Regions from separate parts of the Homo sapiens genome. Here region 1 is linked to region 2. Evidence: chromatin contacts called from ENCODE Hi-C or POLR2A ChIA-PET data. All regions are on one chromosome and are shown on one strand. Each heading gives the region's core, a stretch centred on a gene start or an enhancer-like site at or near the end of the contact. The rest is flanking DNA. Distances are from core to core; before and after follow the strand shown. Region 1 overlaps IRX2 (iroquois homeobox 2). Region 2 holds the start of LSINCT5 (long stress-induced non-coding transcript 5).

The links. A loop is a pair of places that touch in the nucleus more often than their neighbours do. ChIA-PET counts read pairs that join two places held with the same protein, here RNA polymerase II (POLR2A).
Region 1: a loop to region 2 is called in a map of PC-3, with 21 times the contacts of the local background. The contact joins the enhancer-like site here to the promoter of LSINCT5 in region 2. A Hi-C loop is called at or near these places in 1 of 168 maps with a recorded cell type or tissue (PC-3). POLR2A ChIA-PET finds 5 or more read pairs at or near these places in 2 of 52 experiments (BJ and Caco-2).

The regions. Positions count from the first base shown.
Region 1 is chr5:2,746,245-2,750,256 of GRCh38, reverse strand. IRX2 (iroquois homeobox 2) reads left to right here. Exons shown (of 4, transcript NM_033267.5): 2 at 470-875; 3 at 1,205-1,912; 4 at 2,641-4,012. The coding sequence ends at 2,693. Among named protein-coding and RNA genes, the nearest start is that of IRX2, 3.4 kb to the left of the region's middle. RefSeq lists enhancers at 551-1,495, 1,496-2,441. Within about 2 kb of position 2,521, at least 2 of the 41 ENCODE cell types and tissues checked have a DNase peak (open chromatin) inside an H3K27ac peak, as active enhancers do.
Region 2 is chr5:2,710,486-2,714,551 of GRCh38, reverse strand. LSINCT5 (long stress-induced non-coding transcript 5) reads right to left here and starts at 1,961. Exons shown (of 1, transcript NR_145480.1): 1 at 1-1,961.

The DNA of each region.
Region 1 (4,012 bases), core at 1,272-3,771, 35 kb before region 2:
GCAAATTGGATTTGCCCAGCTTTAGAGCAGTGAATAGTGAATTGGGGGCTCTGGGGTGTTTTTTTAACCATATAAGGGAGGGGAAGAGGGAGTAGGGGGAGGCAGCCGCACTCCAAGCATCTGCAGAAATTTAGATATCAAAGAGCTACCTGTGGGCCTGTGTGCGCGCACGTGCAAGGGTTTGTGTACATTGCCACGAGCGGCTCCGGAACACTTAGGGGAAGATGGGTCATTTTAGGAAAGTGAAATAGTTCAGAAATTCGAGAATAAAACTCCGGTACTTTTTGTGATCAACAGCTGGTCCCGAATCACACTGCGTTTTTCCTGCTCTTTTGCGGCGGGAAGCGCAGCCCCAGAGCCAGACTCACGGGGGGAACGGTGGCCGTGGGCGGGCGGAGGGGTGGCATCCTCTGGCTGGTTGCCCGCGGGGTCTCCGCATACTCCACTCACAGGCTCTTGTTGGTTCCAGGGCGCACCCTACGACGCGCACACCACCGGCATGACCGGCGCCATCAGCTACCACCCGTACGGCAGCGCGGCCTACCCGTACCAGCTCAACGACCCCGCGTACCGCAAGAACGCCACGCGGGACGCCACGGCCACTCTCAAGGCCTGGCTCAACGAGCACCGCAAGAACCCCTACCCCACCAAGGGCGAGAAGATCATGCTAGCCATCATCACCAAGATGACCCTCACCCAGGTCTCCACCTGGTTCGCCAACGCGCGCCGGCGCCTCAAGAAGGAGAACAAGATGACCTGGGCCCCGAGAAACAAAAGCGAAGATGAGGACGAGGACGAGGGCGACGCTACCAGAAGCAAGGACGAGAGTCCCGACAAGGCGCAGGAGGGCACGGAGACCTCGGCAGAGGACGAAGGTGAGCGGGCAGCGGCCGGCGCAAGGTCTCGGGGCGCTTTCTTCCCAGGCGGGGCGCAGAGCTAAGGCGGGGAGGACGTTGCCCGCCGGACACCCCAGGTCCGGGCCGGAGCCCCAGCCGCACCACATTGCCCTGGGGTCGCCGGGATTTGAGCGAGCGATTCCTCGGGCCCTTCCCGGGGAGGTCAGGCTCCGCCTGTCACGTGGCCGGGTGGGGGCGAGGTGAGGGGTCCCGTGGGGAGGGCCCAGTGCCGCAGGACAGGGGGCGGAGGGGGCTCCAGGTGCCTGCGCTGTCCCCTCGTGCCACCCACCGTGCCCGCGCCCCCACAGGGATCAGCCTGCACGTGGACTCGCTCACGGATCACTCGTGCTCGGCCGAGTCGGACGGGGAGAAGCTTCCGTGCCGCGCCGGGGACCCCCTGTGCGAATCGGGCTCGGAGTGCAAGGACAAGTATGACGACCTGGAGGACGACGAGGACGACGACGAGGAGGGCGAGCGGGGCCTGGCGCCGCCCAAGCCCGTGACCTCGTCGCCGCTTACCGGCTTGGAGGCGCCGCTGCTGAGCCCCCCGCCCGAGGCCGCGCCCCGCGGTGGCCGCAAGACGCCCCAGGGCAGCCGGACGTCTCCGGGCGCGCCGCCCCCCGCCAGCAAGCCCAAGCTGTGGTCGCTGGCCGAGATCGCCACGTCGGACCTCAAGCAGCCGAGCCTGGGCCCGGGCTGCGGGCCACCGGGGCTGCCCGCGGCCGCCGCGCCGGCCTCAACCGGGGCACCGCCAGGAGGCTCGCCCTACCCTGCCTCGCCGCTGCTGGGCCGCCCCCTCTACTACACGTCGCCCTTCTACGGCAACTACACAAACTACGGGAACTTGAACGCGGCGCTGCAGGGCCAGGGTCTCCTGCGGTACAACTCTGCGGCCGCGGCCCCCGGCGAGGCCCTGCACACCGCGCCAAAGGCGGCCAGCGACGCGGGCAAGGCGGGCGCGCACCCGCTCGAGTCCCACTACCGGTCCCCGGGCGGCGGCTACGAGCCCAAGAAAGGTAGGCGGCCCGCGGCCGGCGGCGCCCGGGAGGGGAGGGAGAGCCAGCCCCGGGGAGGCGGAGCGCCCGGGAGACCCGAGGGAGGGTCCGGGAAGAAGATCCAGGGGGCCACTCCTGGGACCCAGAATTAGCAGAGTGAGGGCGGAGGGCGAGATGGAAGCCAAAGAAGGTGTGGCCCTCTTTTTAGACTTGCCCTGTTATTATTTATTTTTACTTAATTTACTGTTATTTTGACTATTACTATCGTGGCTGTCTTAGTTTCGGCAAACCCAGATTGCCACGAAATTCAAATTACAGCGTGTCGCCCTAATGAGCCTGGGTGTGTTTCGGTGTCTTGTTAAGGAGTCAGAGTTGAATCCGCTTTTCTGCCGTTGGCTAGAGGCAAACAGAACGTTCCAGTTACTCTCAGAGGCGTTTTGTCTTCAAAAGATAAAATCAAATGTTTTTTCCGCTTTTTGTTGTTGTCGTTGTTCGGAAAGAAAACCGTTTTTTCCCCTGTGCTATGTTGCCTGTGTTGCTCCTAAGTCAGGCTACCCGAAAGAGGAGTTCAAGGGGGGAAGTTAAGAACTAGGGACCATCACCAAAAGTCGTCTCAGATAGCGGCCCTGGAGACAGTCGGTTTCCCAAACTGCTGTTTGCCTGGGAGTGGAGGATGGTGGGTGCACGGTGGTCTGCGCAGCCAGCAGGCTGTGGGGTCGGTTCTGACTAACTGCCCACTCCCCTGACAGATGCCAGCGAGGGCTGCACCGTGGTTGGCGGGGGCGTCCAGCCCTACCTATAGAAGGGCCGAGCACAGCAATGCAAGTAAGTGGGCACCCTGGTGCTTCCCAGACCCTGTGGAGCCTCCCAGCACCAACTTGCTTAATGTGTTTTTCTTGCTTCTGGTCATGGGGTTAGAAGACAGAGCATTTCAATCTTGTCCAGCTTTTCTTTCCTTAAGGGGGAAACTATATTTTCTGTTTTATAGATTCCCTCTTTTTGGCACAAGTTCTATCACTCCTTTACCTAGGGAAGGAAAAAAAAAATATATATATATATGTGTGTGTGTGTGTGTGTAATATATATATGTATATATATAGTACATGTATATATATAGTACATGTGTATATATATATTACACACTACTGTTGTTTTCTTTTGAAACAATAGATTATTAAAATCTGGGCATTTATATGCAATTTAGAGCCATTTTTACTATGCTAGACACATAATAGACACATGCTTTGATGAGCTTGGGCTACCAAAACTTGGAGTAGCAAAAACCTTTATAGATGATGTTTGCAAAATAAGACTGAAGAGACACGAGGCGTACTAGTCTTTTATCAGCCCTGTCCAACCTCCCCTCCACCCATGTCCAAGTGGACAGGACTCTGACATTCTCCCGGGGCTCACAACAGTATCTCAAAAAATATGTTGCTTTGCAACGAGTCAGAATTACTAATCATAGATCTTGAAGATAAGAAAGATTTGGAACCACTTCAGATCAACTCGTTTTTATAATGGTGTTGTTGTGGAACTGAAAGATTGGGGATGATTTGGTTTTTTCCTTGGTCCACAGGTAGGTGTCACAATTGCTTTGAAAAAAAAAAAAAAAAAAAAGTCAGCAGGCCATTCTCTCTTCCCAAGCTCATAAATTTACAGATACAACAAACAGATGTCTAAATCCAGACCACATCTTGTGCCACTGTAAAAGAGAAGGATCCACACAGCACTGTCAGCCCACAGACTCTAACAATTGGAACAGACTATTGTTGGACATATGTGAATTTGTTGGCATAGTATAGTTTCCCCGATGTATGTGTGACTTTTGAAAACAATCTGTTTTTCTCAGGATATCTTGAATTGATCACTTCATTGCCACGGTATATATTCTATAGGTGTGATAGGATTTACTGTAAAGTTTATTTGTAAAAGATGTACACAGTAGAAATAAAACGTGATGGAAGAACTTGAGTACTTCAGAAGTGGAAACAAATTTGATATTTATTTTTATAATGATATAAAGCTTCTAGTAATTTATGCAAGTTGTATTGCAATGGAATCTAAACTTTTTGTAAATAAATTCTGCCTGGTTTTTATTTGAACATTGCTGGTTATACA
Region 2 (4,066 bases), core at 712-3,211:
CATTTCCAACATTTCTATTTTAAAAAATGCCTATTTCTCTTTCATCTGTTTTTTTTACACATTTGATTTTTATGTATTTACTTAAGAATGTAATATATACTTACTTAGCTCAATGCCCCTGAACAATCGCCTTGCTATTTCTGTACCTGCCTTGCTATGTCTTCCCTTTATGAGACTCTTAGTTGTTCCCAAACCCAGTGTTCCAGACCCCATCCTGAGCGGAAGTTCCATTCACCGCTGTCTCCTCCAGCTCCAAAGCCAAGCCTGGGTGGGCTCTCCTGCTCGGGGCTCCAGTCCGCAATAGCCCAGGGTGGGGTCCTGCCTATGGGTACTTTGCAGGTCCATATTTCAGTATTGAATGTGTCTGGGGTATTTCTGGCAGAAGCTCATTTCAGCAGAAGCCCTGCCTGTGTGGGAGAAGGGAAAGCAGTTTCAACCCCTTCTCAGTTCACAGTCAGAGTCCAGTCACCCCGGAGCCCCTGAGGCTGTCACCCCATGATGAGGTAGGGTTTCCCACCCTGGACAGGTGTTGGCCCTGCTGCTGGTCTTCTGGGTCCACAGTGGTCCTGTGGCCACAGCACTGATCACCCCAGGGACTCCAACCCCATTTCTGTACCACAGAGATTCTCCTTCCTTGCTTTCATGGGCGGCTGTGCTTTTAAAAAAAAAATTAAATATTCCTTATCCACCTTATCCATGTGTTTGGAGGGGAGGAGAAGATTCAGTGCTGACTGTATTGATCAACGTGATCATGAGGTTAAGTAAGTTGTCTAAATCATGAAAAATTGCCTTTAGAAACATTTAGGAGAATATAAAACTAACACACAACAATCAGTCACCTTTTTACCTATCCACATTACCTCTTAGAAGACATAAGGAGAGAGAAACATCTCGGTTTAAAATAGCAGTGAAAACCACAAAGTTCTTAGGAATGATCTTGATAAACGATGGAAAACCTAAGGGGAAAAGCTTCCAAATGCTTTCCAAAGGCTCCCAGGTGGACTTGACCAGCTGAAAAGCAGTTCTTGATCTTCGGCAGGAAGCATGCTATCATAAAGTTGTCAAATTCTAGCAGAGCTAACAGACAAATTTAACACTAATCCAGTTCTAAGGCCAGCAAGAATTTTTTTTTCCTTGCTCTGTAGCCCAGGCTGGAGGGCAGTGGTGCAATCTCAGCTCACTGCAAGCTCCGCCTCCTGGGTTCACACCATTCTCCTGCCTCAGCCTCCCGAGTAGCTGGGACTACAGGCGCCCGCCACCACGCCCGGCTAATTTTTTGTATTTTTTTTAGTAGAGACGGGGTTCCACCGTGTTAGCCAGGATGGTCTCCATCTCCTGACCTCGTGATCCACCTGCCTCGGCCTCCCAAAGTGCTGGGATTATAGGTGTGAGCCATCGCGCCTGGCCCAGCAAGCATTTTTTATAGCTATACATTGGTAATAAAGTTTACATGGAAAAACAGTCATGCAACAATAGCTAGGAAATCCCTTAAAAAGATGAGCAAAGAGGAAGGAGAAGCACCAGGACACCAGGCATAAAAAAAACAGCTGTAAAATCTCTGCCACTAAAGTGCTGTAGTTCTGGTGCAGGGTTTGACAAATGGGCCAGTGGAATAAACCAGAAAGGACAGAAATAGACCCAGAGAACATCAGACTTCAGTAGATAATAAAGGTGATCATATATGACCAGAACAAAGGTAAACGCCCTCAACGGAACCGAGTATCCACTTGGAAAAGCAACAATAACATACAATTGAAGTCACATCCCACTCCAAACAACAGAACAAACCCCAAGGACATCAGCAACCTGCATGATAAATAGAATGAGACTACATTTGTACTAGAACACAAATTACTAGAAAAAAATGTGTTTTTGACTTGAGTGGTGAAATTCTTTGTTATGGCTCAAATAACAAATAAAATACAGGAAAAAAATAAAAATCCAACAACGTATAAAAGTTTGCATCTGCCTCCTGCCACTGGGGGTGGGGGGGAACCCGTCGTAATCAAAAGCAATGGCCGCTGGGAAAAATGTTTCCAACTCTTACCCTAAGGACTAAAAATGCTAATTCATAAGAATATTTCAAACCATCGGGGGAAAAATGACAAAAACACTTTGTAGAAAATTGGTAAACAATAAAAATAAGACATTTCACTGAAAAACACATAAAGATTCCCTTTAAACACATGCACAGATGTTCAGTGTCGCTGGTATTGAGAGAGCCACAGCCCTGTTGCTTGGAATCAGGTAGTTTCTAGCAAATCTGCCCAGGCAGTGAGCCTTCGACCCTGAGCCCTACTTCTTGGTATTGGGCCAACGATTCGCCACATACACACGGCAGACACGCACAGAGGGCATCACACAGATGGGGGCAGGACATTGACAATCCCTGCCTGGAGTGGGTTGAACAGTAGCCCCCAAAAGGTATCCACGTCCAACCCCCAGCACCTGTAAATGGGACTTTATTTGGAAAAAAGGTCTTTGCAGAAGTACTTTAGTTGAGGATGTGAGAAAAGGAGCTTATCTAGGATTACCTGGGTGGGCCCTAAACCCAATGAATGGCAAGCGTCTTTGTGACTGTGAGGCACAGGGAGCTCAGACACAGGCCCGGGGAGGAGGGCACCAGGAGGCAGAGGCAGAGACTGGGGCCATGCAGCCACCAGTCAAGGAACAAGTGGGGGCAACAGACCCCGGAAGAGGCAGGAAGGCTCCTTCTCTTCAGCCTTGAAGGTAGCGTGGCCCTGTGTCACCTGCATGTCAAACTTCTGGCTTCCAGAACTGTGAGGGATTAAACTTCTGTTGTTTTAGGCCGCCCCCTTTGTCGTGGCACCCCAAGACGTTCCTACAGTGAACTGTGTCATAGAGATGTTGATGGTGACAGGGACAGCCCCTCACAGAGCTGCGTGGTCACAGGACACGGAGGCGGAGGGGGCGGGCGTGGAGGCAAGTTTAGCAGGGCGTGTTTGCTGCGGGTGCACTCAGGGATGGCTCGTGTCGGAGAGAAGGTGAAGCACAAACAGACATCCTTCCTTACTCAGGGAAAAGAAAACCCAGAAAGGACAGCCTAGAGCAGGCGAGGAAAACAGTTCCTGGAGAGGCTGAGGAGGGAGTGGAAGTGCTGATTTTTGCAACATGAAAACCTCTTACGTGGTCAAAAATACAATTATTAATTTTTTTAAGTTAAAAGGCAACCCTAAAACTGAGCACAAACAGGAACAAATCCATATCGAACTGATAAAAGTATAGGAGAAAAAATAACCAACTGACATGTTGAAGCCCTGTACTCTGTGTGCTGTTAGTGGGATCTATTCAAAGGACAGCATAATAGGCTGCTGAGAAATATTTGAGGGATATTAAACACATGAATTGAAGTATGTCACATGGAAAAAAAAGATCAGAAATATACGTGGTAAAATGTGAATGAATACTGCCTTTCCCCCTGGTGGTGGACTTATATATGATGTTCGTGCTCATCTGTGTAGCTTTTGGTATTGTGTGATTTCAACAAGGAACATACTTTTTTAGTGATCAGGAAAAAAATGCAGCTAATTGTTTTGTTTTGTTTTTTGAAAATGATGGTATCAGTTGGTACAGACGGCAGAGAATAGAATCTCAACTAAGTTGTATATGTTCTTATAGAACAAGCTAAGGCACCTAAAAGACAAGCCTATCAGAAAAAACGTGGAAGGAAATTTTCCTGTCTTAAAAAAGAAAATTTTCAATGCTCAGCATATTCCAGGAAAAATAGTGCTTGCAAATGTATTATTTTTTAATCACAGAGATGTAAAAAGGTATTGCTCTGTAAGGGGAGCAAAAGTGAGGTTTACCCCAACTTCTTGGCAAGACCAACTCTATAAAGATTTAGGAAATTATACTTTTATTTCAGCGTTTTACACCCAGGTGACTGGTTGTTTAGGCAGGAAGGCAATGAAAGCTAGTGTCCTGTAGAGCACATGTGTTCACCGTTCCCTCTTTCGAGATTGCTTTCTGGTGGCTTCCCATGTCTTCCCCAGGTGGCCAGGAGACTCAGAGGAAGCCGGCCGCTCGCCCCGTCCACCACAGGCCT